3 separate regions of the Homo sapiens genome follow, and regions 2 and 3 are each linked to region 1. A link is a contact called in ENCODE Hi-C or POLR2A ChIA-PET data. All regions are on one chromosome and are shown on one strand. The core of a region is the stretch at or near the end of the contact, and the rest is flanking DNA. Distances in the headings are between cores, read along the strand shown.

What was found. Hi-C counts contacts between places; a loop is a spot of excess contacts on that map. ChIA-PET counts read pairs that join two places held with the same protein, here RNA polymerase II (POLR2A). Pooled maps may share reads with other maps.
Region 2: a loop to region 1 is called in a map of B cell, with 4 times the contacts of the local background. The contact joins the promoter of PARK7 here to the promoter of RERE in region 1. A Hi-C loop is called at or near these places in 2 of 168 maps with a recorded cell type or tissue (B cell and CD8-positive, alpha-beta T cell), 2 of 37 single-sample maps with no recorded cell type and 13 of 50 pooled maps. POLR2A ChIA-PET finds 5 or more read pairs at or near these places in 2 of 52 experiments (K562 and activated B cell).
Region 3: a loop to region 1 is called in a pooled map, with 7 times the contacts of the local background. The contact joins the enhancer-like site here to the promoter of RERE in region 1. A Hi-C loop is called at or near these places in 7 of 50 pooled maps. POLR2A ChIA-PET finds 5 or more read pairs at or near these places in 2 of 52 experiments (activated T-cell and naive thymus-derived CD4-positive, alpha-beta T cell).

What each region holds. Positions count from the first base shown.
Region 1 is chr1:8,815,138-8,819,818 of GRCh38, reverse strand. It overlaps RERE (arginine-glutamic acid dipeptide repeats), which reads left to right and starts at 2,179. Exons shown (of 23, transcript NM_001042681.2): 1 at 2,179-2,659. RefSeq lists silencers at 1,642-1,871, 1,972-2,271, 2,522-2,581 and an enhancer at 1,935-2,229.
Region 2 is chr1:7,959,240-7,963,920 of GRCh38, reverse strand. PARK7 (Parkinsonism associated deglycase) reads right to left here and starts at 2,210. Exons shown (of 7, transcript NM_007262.5): 1 at 2,128-2,210; 2 at 1,046-1,158. The coding sequence starts at 1,135. RefSeq lists enhancers at 1,770-1,829, 1,880-1,929, 2,130-2,179, 1,575-2,358, 2,560-2,659 and 1 more and a silencer at 2,310-2,409.
Region 3 is chr1:8,150,114-8,154,794 of GRCh38, reverse strand. No RefSeq gene overlaps it. Among named protein-coding and RNA genes, the nearest start is that of LINC01714, 56 kb to the left of the region's middle. Within about 2 kb of position 1,979, at least 3 of the 41 ENCODE cell types and tissues checked have a DNase peak (open chromatin) inside an H3K27ac peak, as active enhancers do.

The DNA.
Region 1 (4,681 bases), core at 930-3,429:
ATCTTTATTAGAAATAATGCTCCTGTAAGTTTCGAGACCAGCCTGGGCAACATAGTGAACCTCCATCTCTACTAAAATTACAAAAGTTAGTTGGGTGTGGCGGCACACACCTGTAATTTCAGCTACTCAGGAGGCTGAGGCAGGAGAATCGCTTCAACCGAGGAGGTGGAGGTTGCAGTGAGCTGAGATCGTGCCACTGCACTCCAGCCTGGGCAACAGAGCGAGACTCTGTCTCAAAAAAAAAAAAAAGAAAAAAAAGAAAGAATGCTCCTGTAGATAGAGATTTTGATGGAAAGTGAAGCCATCTAACTGATATACTTTATCCCTCATCATTTCCAAACAGGAAGTCAGATAGTCCTATCCATATCTAGAATGTTGGAAGCAGTTTATTGAATTTATTAGGTTTTAAAATTCAGTTCTCACATTATCAGATATATAAAGAGATATTAACTAGTTTCCCCATTTCATAACTCCAGCAAAGAGGATTTTTCTTGCTGAAAGTTACTCAGAAATGTGATGGCAAGGATCTATGGCTTTTTTTTTTTTTTTTAAGATCTCTTGGGTCATGGTCCAATAGTATCTGTTAGTCCAAATTATTCTTTAAAGAATAATTGAATGTGGGCCGGGTGCGGTGGCTCACGCCTGTAATTCCAGCACTTTGGGAGGCTGAGGCGGGCGGATCACCTGAGGTCAGGAGTTCGAGACCAGCCTGACCAACATGGAGAAACCCCATCTCTACTAAAAATACAAAATTAGCTGGGTGTGGTGGCGCATGCCTGTAATCTCAGCTACTCGGGAAGCTGAGGCAGGAGAATCGCTTGAACTGAGGAGGCGGAGGTGGCGGTGAGCCGAGATCGCGCCATTGCACTCCAGCCTGGGCAACAAGAGTGAAACTCCCTCTCAGAAAAAAAAAAAAAATGAATAATTCAATGTGGAAATTATAATCTGAATAGATTTTCCAAGGAGAAAATTATCACTTCTTTTGAAACAGATGAGTGAATTATTTTGTGCTACGTTTTCTACCCCTTATTTTATACGGACCTTAACTCCTTCGGGAAGAGTGTATGGTATAAGGACACCAATAAGCATTTACAGAATATTAACAAACCAACAATAGGTTGATGATTCACCCTGGATTCGTGCCAGGCTCTGTGAAAGAACTCAATAAACATGATGTGCATTTCAAAAACTGCTAATCATAATTGAAATTTCCAAACCCCTCAATCCCATAAATTATATGAACTAGAATATGATCATTTGGCCTGCCCCTACTCCCTTTACAGCATGATAGACCCTGTGATTATCAGGCTTTCGGGAAGTGGGACACAATACTTCATTCTTCAAAGAAAAAGAGGTGATGTTTGGTCTTTTCCTCTTTTTAGATTTTTTTTCACACGTACCTTATAGAGTTGTACACTGCTCTTTCTAAAATCCCTTCTGTACCTGTACAGTCTCTCCTTTATGCCTTCATGACACTTTTTATTCTTTTCAAATAAGCAGTGCGACTTATCACTTTTATTTTTCTTTCTGTAATTCATCTTTTGTCATGTACACTATTTGAAAAATATTACAAGCCGCTCATCAGAATTTCGAAAGAGTCCATATGAGAATGGTTTACACCCACTCTGTAGCCCGCAGCAACATGGATCCGCGTCCTAATGACTGAAAAGGCCAATTAAGACCCGGGTAACAGCAAGATCAACCGGACTTCCCCCCACCCCACCCGGGACCTGCCCGCGCCGCCAGCCCGGCCCAGCCCGGGGGGCGCGGGGGGCGGTACTGGAGCGCGGCGGGCGGCGGAGGAGGGCCGGCCTCGCACTCTCACAAAGACGCGCCCGCGGCGGGAGCCCAGCCCACCGCCTCTGGCCGCCGCCTGCAGCGCGAGCCCTCGAGCCCCGGGCCGCGGCGTTGTCAAGGCTCGGCCTCTCTCCGCCTTCTTCTCTGCTCATTTTATTAAAAAGATTAAAAAAAAAAAAAAAAAAAAAAAAAAAAGGAAAAAGAGATCCCGCCTCCTCCGCCTCCCATTGGCCGGGCCCCCGGCCGCGTCACACCGCGCTGTACCAATGGAGGGGCGCGATACTGCGAGGTGGGCCGGGCCCGAGCGGGGAGTGGGCGGCGGGTCGGTGCAGCAGCTCCGCCGCGGCTCCGCCACCATCGCGGAGGTGCCGCTGTTCCCACAGACGCTCGCGAGCAACCCTCCGCGCTCCGGAGCCTCCTCAGCCTCCCGCACACCCCGAGACGCTCGCCCCGCTGGGCCTCGGTCCCCGCCTCCTCCCCCGTCCTTTTCCCCTCTCTCGCTCCCCACATTGTCTCTGCCTCATTTTCTCTCCTAGTTGAGGATTAAAAAAAAAAAAAAATCACCATCATCCTCAGGGAGCCCCCTCGCCCTCGGAAAACAAAACCAGACATGATCCTGGGCTCCTGCTTCTGAAAGATCTGCCCGACCGAGGAGGAGGGAGCCTAGGTTCAAGTCGCAGGAAAGGTCACGGCAGGGAAGCCCCCTCAGCCCCTCCGCGTCGCCTCCCCGCGGGCCGCCCCTCTCGGCCCTGCGCCCCGCGGCCCCGCAGCCTCCGCGCGGCCTCCCGCCCCATCCCCGCCACTTTCCCCGGAGCTGGGCCGCGAACACCTCACTATTGATGGTGTAGCGCTTTAGGGGAAGGTAAGTGTCCAACTTGCCCGCGCCGGGTCGTGTGCTTTCTTTTTTGGCCCCTCGTCCTGGTGGTCAGAGAGGGTCGGCCGTGAAAGCAGTCACTCGCCCGGGGGGAGGCAGGAAGAAAAGGCTGGGGTCGAAGCCGAAGTCGAGGGGAGTCGGGCGAGGGCAGGGCACTTCTTTGGTCCTGTCCGGGCCAGGTGACCGTTCCTGCGTGCCTTCTGACCCCTGCTCTCTCTTGGCCTCTTATTCATGCTCTTGTTCTACTTGTTTGAGGTTAAACTATTTCATGTGACTACATTATTGGCTGAAACTGGAAGGGAAGGAAGTCAAGGACTGAAACTGTAAATTTCTTGAATGTTTGTGGATTTCGGGGTGCTGGGGGGAGGACTTTATTATTAAAGTATCATTTTCTCATTGGGGGAAGATTTCCTCTTTGTGCTCCCAATCTCTAGTTCTCAGCTGTATGTGATTAGAAAATTATGAAACCCAAAGTCACTTGCAGCAGAATAGAATTCTTACTATCCTGTTTTAGTTCTGCTCTCTGAAGGAGGGTGGCTTCTATTTATTACTAATTTTTAAGATGATGGAAAGATTCGTAGTTTTACATACACGTGTGTATGTGTGTCTGCTAGGAGGGGGGAAAAGTGTTGCAGGCTTCCTTTGAAACTGGTTGCTTGAGAAGTTGTTGAAAGGAAAACAGAATGATTCATTGTTGAATTGTCATTTTCCTCTGTCTCTTTTCCAAGGTTTGCTTACAATTTTTCTGGATTACAGACTTCAAACATTGATTTAAGTAAAATGGGTCCTTGAGAAACTGGGTGCTTTAAATGTTTCAGTATCTGTTGCTTTTTTAAGGTACATTTAGAAAGTAGTTTTGTATGAATCGTGAAATAGCCTTCTTCACAGCGAATTTTTAAACGCAAAAAAAGATAACTAGTAAGAGGGTGAACTTGGTGAATTACAAAATAGACATTTTAATATAGCAGGAATTGATGCATCTAAGATTTGAAACAGTTTTCATAATTGCTTTCCATTTAAAGAGAGACCTTTTTGTCTAGTGTACACTGGTCTTTTTAGTCTCAGTCTGTTGGGGGAGGGGAGAGAAGCTGGATCTGTACAATAATAAAATCATCTTTGGGTTGATATTTTGTTCCATGGATTTGCTTGCTGAGTTAATACTACTGTAAATTATCAACCAGTTTTGATTTTGATGGCCTGGGATGGGTGGAAAGCTGGCTTCCAGCTCTCCCTGTTGTTGTTGAGGTCGAAGGGAAAAGAGGCAGAGGCAGACAGACACACATATACACACACACACACACACATACACACACACACAATACCAAGCTGAGGGCTCATTGTTCTTCCATACACACATTCATTCTCTCTCTCCCATATTTGGGACTAGGTTTGCACAGACAAACACAGCTCTTTTTGGGAGAGAAGAGAGAAGATGGGGGAAGGGAGGGTGCTTTTCTGTTACAGCTTTCTTCCACCCATCTCATGCCTGGCCGTTTTTGCAACCTTGTGAGGCAGAAGAGTGCATTGGAAACTAAAGGACACTCAAAAACATGTTCAGAGACTTCTCTTCTCTCTGCCTCCCTTTATTCCTTTTGCAGCCGTGGTTTCTGCTGCTCTTTCTTTTTTGTATATGTAAAGATAAAATCCCTCTTTATATGTTGTGGCCTTACGTTCAGCTCTCATTGCTTTTGTATTTCTCATTGACCCTGATTTTGTTGGGGACAGTGATTTGTTCACTTGAGTCTTAGTAGTGAATGTGAGCAGAGTCTTTCTAGATAGAAATAGATTTTATTGATTAATATTATAAAGGTTGTATTGAGGTTAATATTTAGCAAGATGATGTTTGCATGTTTTTAGTGGTGTGATGGTTTGATGGTCAGGTTTGCTGGCAATTGAGCTGTCAATGTTGTTTTTGTAAATAAGGGTTATAAGAAAAGATCTGGTTTTCTGTTTAGGGGGCTCCTTTGAATACTGGACAGGGAATAGGCTAGTCCACCTGGGATAAACCCA
Region 2 (4,681 bases), core at 961-3,460, 860 kb after region 1:
TGCTTGAACCCAGGAGGCAGAAGTTGCAGTGAGCTGAGGTCACACCACTGCACTCCAGCCTGGGTGACAGAGCAAGACTCTGTCTTAAAAAAAAAAAAAAAGACACACATGCATGGATACACAAGAGTGCGAGGATAGCACTTATCTTTAAGGAAGGAAGAAGGGGCATAGGATTGGAGAAATTTACAAAGGGGGCTTCAAATGTATTTCTTTGAAGCATCTGCTCTTTAAGAAACGAGTCTGAGGGGCCGGGCATGGTGGCTCCTGCCTGTAATCCCAGCACTGTAAAAGGCTAAGGCGGGCGGGTCACTTGAAGCCAGGAGTTCGAGACCAACCTGGCCAACATGGTGAAACCCCATCTGTACTAAAAATACAATTAGCCGGGCGTGGTGGCGGACACCTGTAATCCCAGCTGAGGGTGAGGCAGGAGAATCTCTTGAACCCGGGAGGCAGAGGTTGCAGCGAGCAGAGATCACACCACTGCGTTCCAGGCTGAGCGACACAGAGAGACACCATCTCAAAAAAAAAAAAAAAGAAGAAAAAAGAAATGGGTCTAAGGACAGTGCAGTGGCTCACGCCTGTAGTCCTAACACTTTGGGAGGCCTGAGGCGGGTGGACAACTTGAGCTCAGGAGTTGGAGAGCAGCCTGGGCAACATGGCAAAACCCTGTCTCTACAAAACATACAAAAATTAGCCAGGTGTGGTGGCACGCATCTGTAGTCTCAGCTATTTGGGAGGCTGAGGTGGGAAGATGGTTTGGGCCCAGGAGGCAGAGACCGAAATGAGCCAAGATCCTGCCATCGCACTCCAGCCTGGACGACAGAGCTCAAAACAAAAGAGAAATGGGTCTGAAGGAAATATGGCAAGACATTAACAAGCGTTAAATGTGAGCAGTGGATCAACAGGTATTTATTCTTATGTCATCTCTGAAATTTTGTGTATATTTGAAATATTTCATAGAGCACTTTGAATATTTTATTCAAAATGATTTAAAAATCCAAAAACATTTAAAACAGGAATGGCTAAAAATCGATGTGGGACTTACCCCAGCTCGCCTCATGACATCTACAGGGATGACCGTCTCCATTTCCTCTGCTCCTTTAGCCAGGATGACCAGAGCTCTTTTGGAAGCCATTTTTATGTTATATGTTTACAAGCCTTAAAAAAAAAAAAAAAAAAAGATTTCAAAAAACTTTCATTGCAACCCTGAGATACCCCAAAATTTAAAGTTTAGGAGCATTTTCAAGCAGAGTAAGTACTTCCTAGGGAAACGGTTTTCATAGACAACTGAATACGAAAAAAGCAGCAGTTTAGTTATCTTAACGTTGATTTGTATAGCAGTTTTAATTGCTCTGAGATGAAAACATAATGAGGGTGCTAAAAGGTGTAGTATTGCTTAGATTTTCTTCTACCATGTTCTCTTAAATCCAACTTTAATAGTATGTTGCAAATGGGTTTTTTAAAAATACAAGTACGTGGGTCTCCTGCATTTCACACAATGCGGGGAAACAGTCTTTTTTGAAGCACTGTTTCAGAGAAACGACTAAACTGAATTTCATGGGCAAAAATTTAAATGTGGTCTTTCGCAATTAACTTGTAATTTTTTGGAGGGGATTTTTGTTTTCTTAGTTATAACTGTACTAAAAAATTGTGTGTGGGGGTCAACAGTGTTAAATGTCTGAACACTTTTTTTAATGACTGAGAAAGATGGAAATCCCCTCACTGAAGTCAACCCAACTACATCTGTCTCTCTGCGCGGAGTTCTCACTGCCAACGACAGCAGCTCAACGAGGTTCCGAATTTTTTTTAGCCTATTTACAGATTATCTGGAGGGTTTACCGTCCACGCAAAACAGAGTTTAATAAAACGGCTAGCCAGTTCCATGCCGGCGAGAGGTTAGGCAGAAGATTCTGGACGCTTCAGCGTTGCCACCACGCTGGCGGTCAGTCAAATCCAACGCCAGCGACAGGGCCCGACTGGGAGGCCGGAAGCGAGGGCGGCCCCGACCCAGGCCCCGCGCCGGTTCTGAGCCAGCGGGACACCGTCCAGCACAGGGACACCGTCCAGCACCCCCACGCCGCCCAGCGCCACGGCCCACACATGCGCCGCGCCCCCGCTGGCGCTGACCTGCACCCCGCGCCTCTTCCTGCGGACGCGGCGCCCCGGCCCGTTGGGTACCACTCACCCCACACCAGGCTGAAAATGAACGCACGCCAGCACGCACGCGCGCCGTCCGGCCTCCCTCAGCCCCACACTGCGCAGACTCACGCCGCCTTGGCCTCACGCTGCGTCACGTCCGGCCGAGTCTACCTCGGACTGAGGCGGGGGTGGCACCGGGGAGTTTCTAGCTGGACAGCCCTGGGTGAGGCGGCTCGGTCCCACATGGTACCCCCCACGAATGGCACAGTCCGGCCTGCCCCGGCGCCCGCGGGGCTTAACAGTCTCTACCGCCACCCTCCGTGAGGAGCCGGTCTCTGGAACTGCCGAGGGACTGGGGTTGTCAGAGGGGTTCCTTAGTTCGCGCTCCGTGCACGCCTGCTCCCTTTGCGTTGTTCCTTTTCTGGCGCGCCTTCCCGTTTCGCCTCTGGTCTGTTAGGACTCTGGTCCAGGCCTCCCGGACCTCTCCCCCACGCCTGGTCTCCCGATCTCGGGCGACTCTGCCGCATTTATTCACACCCGGATGTCTCAGGGGTGTGAGTTTTTTTCTCAGCATTGTTTGTTTTCTTTAACGATCCTGATGCTGCTGCACCCACAGGACTAGAGCAGTGCTGCGCACATAAGTCTAATAAGTACCAAGTTGGTCAGATGTATTTACATCATAATCTCAAGTTGTATTTATTGATATGTAAGAGACGTATGTGTTTTCTGGGTACATGTGGTATTTTGATACTTTCATATAATGTGTAATGATTAAATCAGGGTAAATGAGATCTCTATCACCTTAAACATTTGTCTTTATACTGGGAACATTCCAGTTACTCTCTTCAATAATAACATTTTAAAATATACAACAGATTACTGTTAACTATAGTCACCCTACAGAACTCTGCCAACGCTAGGTCTTATTCCCTCTTAAGGAGAGCACAGATCACCTGGTGACCATCAAGCAGGCCCCTTATCTGAGGAATTTAGAAGTAATTAGATATCCCTATTATCTAAAGTTGGCACCTGGTACCAGGTTAAATCAAAGGAAATAGTTAAAGCCCAAAATTCTTGAATGAGCTTAGAAGGATCCTGGCTAAATGAACGCAACTTGGATTGAATTTGCAAAAAATGAGACATTCGAAAAGGGACATGAAAAATCCACCGCGGCATGCTCAGTTCTCTCTTGCTGAGGCTGCACTCTTCTGCAGCGTTCTAATAAAACTTTCCTTTTTCAAACCTATATTGTTGTCGATAAATTCTTCTTACCAACCAGCAAGTCGACCACTTTCTGATGCTGGGGCTCTTGACACCTTGCCCAGCACTTCTACCAATTTTTGTACCTATTAATCACCCTGTTCATCCCCTTCTCCTGGCTACCCTTCCTGGCCTCTGGTAACCACCAACTTATCTTCATGATATCCACTTTTCAACTTCCCATTTATGAGTGAAATCATGTGATGCTTGTCTTTCTTTGCCTGGCTTGTTTCACTTAACATAATGACCTCCAGTTCCATCAATGTTGTTGCAAATAGGATTTTATTATTTTTTATGGCTGAATAGTATTCATTGTGTATATTTACATTTTATTTATCCAGTCATCCATTGATGAACATTTTGGTTGATTCCATATTTTGACTGTTGTGAACAGTGCTACAATAAGCATAGGAGTGCAAATATCTCTTTGATATATTGATTTTCTTTCTTTTTTTTTTTTTTTGAGACTCCATCTTGCTCTGTCGCCTAGCCTGAAGTGCAGTGGCACCATCTTGGCTCACTGCAACCTCTGCCTCTGTGTTGAAACAATTCTCGTGCCTCAGTCTTTCGAGTAGCTGAGACTACAGGTGTGTGCCACCATGCCTGGCTAATTTTTGTATTTTTAGTAGAGACAGGGTTTTACTATGTTGGCCAGGCTGGTCTTGAACTCCTGACCCCAAGTGATCTGCCTGCCTCGGCCTCCCAAAGTGCTGGGATTATAGGCGTGAGCTACCGTGCCTGGCCCTTCCTTTCTTTTTGGTATATACCGGTAGTGGGATTGCTGGATCATATGGTAGTTATGATTCCAGAACTTATGATTTCTCAGAAGTTAATCTTCTGAGGATTCCATATTGTTTTCCATAGTGGCTGCACTAATTGAGATGCTCGCCAACAGTGTATGAGGTTCCTTCTTCACATCCATCTCAGCATGTTATTCCCTTTTTGATAAAGGCCATTTTAACTGGGATGAGATGATATCTTACTGTCTTTATTTGCATTTCTCTGATTAGTGACATTGAGCCCTTTTTCATATCTCTTGGCCATTTGTATCTCTTCAGAAATGTCTATTCAGATCTTTTGCCCACTTTTAAATCTGATTGTTTTCTTGCTATTGAGCTCCTAATATATTCTAGTCATTAGTCCCTCATCAAATGGATAGTTTGCAAATATTTTCTCCCATTCTGTGTGTTGTCTCTTTGCTTTGTTGTTTCCTTTGCTGTGCATATACTTTTTAGTTTGATGTAATTCCATTTGTCTGTTTTTGCTTTTGTTGTCTGTGCTT
Region 3 (4,681 bases), core at 730-3,229, 660 kb after region 1:
AGTCCAGGCGTTTGTTTACTCTAGAGCTACCGGTCAGAAAGGGGTTTCAGCCTCGGAGTCTGCAACCTTTGTATAAAAGAACACAAAGTCAGTGATGGAAAATTAAGCTCTTTAGAAGGCTGATTTGGCTGGGCGCGGTGGCTTACACCTGTAAATCTGGCACTTTGGGAGACTGAGGCAGGAGGATCACTTGGGCCCAGGAGTTTGAGACCAGCCTGAGCAACATGGCAAAGCCCTGTCTCCACAAAAAATAAAAAATAAAAAATAAAAAAATAGCGGGGCAATGGTGTTGGGCACCTATAGTCCCAGCTACTCGGGAGGCTGAGGCAGGAGAATTGCTTGAGTCCAGGAGGTTGATGCTGCAGTAGTGAGCCATGATCGCACCACTGCACTCCAGCCCAGGGAATTGTGTGAGACTCTGTCTAAAAAAAAAAGGAAAGAAAAAGAAAAAAGAAGGCTGATTAATTAGCCTTAAACTCAGCTAAACTAGCGTCATCTTTACCACCCCTTAGCTGCAAAAAATGTTTCAAACCAAATGGCCCCCAGTGAGTGCACTCCTCAACCAGGCAAATAAAGGCACCCACCCACCCATCAGCCCAGGCCACAGAGCGCAAAGGCCGGGGACTTAGCAGCAGGAATCTGCTGGCACAACTGTCGCCATGGGCCTCTATCCGCTCTGGACACCCAGCACCTAGGCCAAGGCCAAGTGTTACAAGATTTGCCTTTTCCACTGAAGTGCAGAACGCTTTCCTGGTGGTTGTTTTGGGTGGCGGGGGGAGGGTGTTGAGAGGGTCAGGGGATCAGAATTTCCTGGTCCTTTTAACTATAAAAGATCTATAATGTTGTACATGTCTCTCTGCTTCTAGTTCAGCTAGCGTCATGCGAAATGGGGCTTTCTGCGTGACTGCACAAAAACCAGCAAGTCCAAACAGGAGGTGTCTTCCCAAGAGGTAGGCAGGTTGTGTGAGCAGGAGGGCCACCGTGAGAGGTGAATCCAGCTGGGCTTCTGGGTCAGGTGGGGGGACTTGGATAACTTTTCTGTCTAGCTAAAGGATTGTAAACACACCAATCAGAGCTCTGCGTCTGGCTAAAGGTTTGTAAACACACCAATCAGCACTCTGTAAAAACGCACCAGTCAGCGCTCTGTGTCTAGCTAAAGGTTTGTAAATGCACCAATCAGCACTCAGTAAAAACGGACCAATCAGCACTCTGTAAAATGGACCAATCAGTGCTCTGAAAAGTGGACCAATCAGCAGGATGTGGGTGGGACCAAATAAGGGAATAAAAGCTGGCCACCTGAGCCAGCAGCGGTAATCTCCGCCAGTCGTCTTCTAACTGTGGAAGTTTTGTTCTTTTGTTCTTAGCAATAAATTTTACTGCTGCTCAGTCTTTGGGTTTGTGCTACCTTTGTGAGATTAACAGTCACCATGAAGGTCTGCAGCTTCAGTCCTGAAGCCAGCAAGACCACGAATCCACCAGGAGGAACAGAGAACTCCACACACACCACCTTTAAGAGTTGTAACACTCACTGCAAAGGTCTGTGGCTTCACTCATGAAGTCAGTGAGACCACAAACCTACCAGAAGGAAGAAACTCTGAACACATCTCAACATCTGAAGGAACAAACTTCAGACACACCATCTTTAGAACTGTACCACTCACTGTGAGGGTCCGCGGCTTCATTTTTGAAGTCAGCGAGACCAAGAACCAACCAGAAGGAACCAATTCTGGGCACAACTGGGCTCCCGGTTTGTGGACAGCCATGTCATCTCCTCCTTTGGGGTAGTGTCCCCAACATGATGATCCATGCCCCTGATTTGGCCTGACGCAGGGCAGTAATTGTGCACTAGTAGCGGGGTCAGGTATATCAATTAACCGACATCAATGCGAGTCCTAGAGCCAGCTCTGGTGTTTACTAGCCATGTACCCATGAGCAAACCATTGACGTTTGTCGGAGCCTCTTCAACTGTAAAAAAGAGACTCCCTGACTTCAAAGTCCCCTCAATTCTAACGTGTGGTTTCATGGTTTCCTTTGCTAATGTACGAAAAAGAACAAGATGATTATATCTTAAAGTTATAAAATCTATCATAATAAGCACACTACTTATGCAGTGATCTTTGAAAGCAGCCCTTTTTTTTTTTTTTTGAGATGGAGTCTTGCTCTGTCGCCCAGGCTGGAGTGCAGTGGGGTGATCTCGGCTCACTGCAACCTCCACCTTCCGAGTTCAAGTGATTCTCCTGCCTCAGCCTCCAGAGTAGCTGGAGTTAAAGGCACGTGCCACCATGCCTGGCTAATTTTTTTGTATTTTCAGTAGAAACGGGGTCTCACCATGTTGGCCAGGCTGGTCTCGAACACCTGATCTCAAGCCATCCTCCTTCCTTGGCCTCCCAAAATGCTTGGATTACAGGCATAAGCCACCACGCCTAGTCGGAAAGCAGCCCTTTAAGGGAAAAATGAACAAGTCAGGAGTATAGAAGCAGACAAAACACATCTGGCGCAGCCCTGACTCAGCTTTAAAGTTGAGGGGCAAATAGATATTCCTAAAATGAAACCGTAAGCACTGATCCTGAAGAAAGATATCTGCGTCCTCCAATCTGTGTGCAGCACAGAACCATCCTGATGAGCTACAATGTAGCAGCATCAGGCCTTCTTGGGTTTTTAAAACCTGGATTGATACGAAATGGTAATGTGTAGAACTTCTAGTGACAGCCCAGTCGGGCTCATCACCCATTATGCTATTTCTCCATGAGGAATAAAAACTAGCCAAACGCAGTGGCTCACACCTATAATCCCAGCACTTTAGGAGGCCAAGGCAGGAGGATGGATCGCTTGAGCTCAGGAGTTCAAAACCAGCTGGGCAGCATGGTGAAACCCCATCCCTACAAAAAAATACAAAAATTAGCCGGGTGTTGTGGTGGGTGCTACTCAGGCGTGTGAGGTGGAAAGATCGCTTGAGCCTGGGAGGCAGAGATTGCAGTGAGAGGAGATTGTGCCACTGCACTCCAGCCTGGGGGACAGAAAGAGACCCTGTCTCTGAAACAAACAACAGCAACAAACTGGGACAAATTCATCTCAGAGTTGGCCTGTCTCTCCCGGAAAACAGGTCTGTTTTCTTTCCGTAGACAATGTGCCCTATGTAACTCATCCCTCCTTTGATCAGCTCCTCAGAGAATTCAGAATAAAGGTCTGTTTTCACCTCAGTACTTTCACCTAACAAGTTCCTGACTTAAATTGCACTTGTCACTTCATTCTTATTTTAATGTTTTTTCGGTTTTACGAAGGTACTGATTTTTTAAATGGATCTTTTTATTTGGTTGAGCAGTTTTAGGTTTACAGGAACATGGAGCAGAAAACGCAGAGCTCCCGTGTGCCCTTCCTCTCCCCATAGACACTTTCTCCTGCTAGTAACATCTTTTTTTCTTTCTTTTTTTTTTTTGACAGAGTCTCACTCTGTCATCTAGGCTGGAGTGCAGTGGCGTGACCTCAGCTCACCGCAACCTCTGCCTCCCGGGTTCAAGCAATTCTCCTGCCTCAGTCTCCCAGGTAGCTGGGACTACAGGTGCACACCACCAAACCCGGCTAATTTTTGTATTTTTAGTAGAGAGGGGGTTTCACCATGTTGGCCAGGCTGGTCTCCAACTCCTCACCTCAAGTGATCCGCCAACCTCAGCCTCCCAAAGTGCTGGGATTACAGGCATGAGCCACCGCACCCACTTTCATCTTAAATGAAGGTGTACACTCGTTACATTTGCTGAGCCTATACCGATTCCTTACAACTAAGCCCATCATTTACATGAGGATTCTCTCATTGTATTACACATTCTATGGGTTTGATAAATGTATAATGACATGGATCCACCATTATAGTGTTGTACCGAATAATAGTTTCACTGCCCTAAAACTCGCGTGCTCCATCTGGTCATCTCTCCCCTCTCCCTTACTCCCCAGTTCCTGGCAACCACCAATCTTTTTTGCTGTCTTTATCATTTTGCTTTTTCCAGAGTGTCATGTAGTTGAAATCATCCAGGGTATAGCCTTTTCAGACTGGCTCATTCACCTAGCAATATGTTTCGGCTTCCTCCATGTTTTTTTTTGTGGCTTGATAGCTCATTTCTTTTCTTTTTTTTCTTTTTTTTTTTTTTTTCAGTTTTTTTTTGAAAACAGAAACAGGTCCCAGTAGCTGGGACCATAGGCATGCAACACCATGTCTGGCTAACTTTGTTTATTTTATTTTATTTTTTGTAGAGACAGGGGTCTCACTATGTTGCCCAGGCTGGTTTCGAACTCCTGGGCTCAAGTGATCTGCCCACCTCGGCCTCCCGAAGTGCTGGAATTACAGGTGCGAGCCACCATGACCAGCCTCATTTGTTTTTATCACTGAATAATACTCCATTGTCTGCAGGTGCCGCCGTCTGTTTATTCAACCACTTACTGAGAAACATCTTAATTGCTTCTGATTTGGGGCAATTATGAATAAAACCACTAGTTTTACTGATTTTCATTAGTATTTTACCGTATGCTACCTCAAAGTCCTTTTGGAAGTATCTGGGAGTATAAATTAGTATTGAAATATGATTAAGATTGTTTACATTATAGAGTGTCTGTGGTTTTTTTTTTAAACCCGCCAATTAGAATCAAGTTTAGGCCAGGGGTAGTGGCTCTCGCCTGTAATCCCAGCACT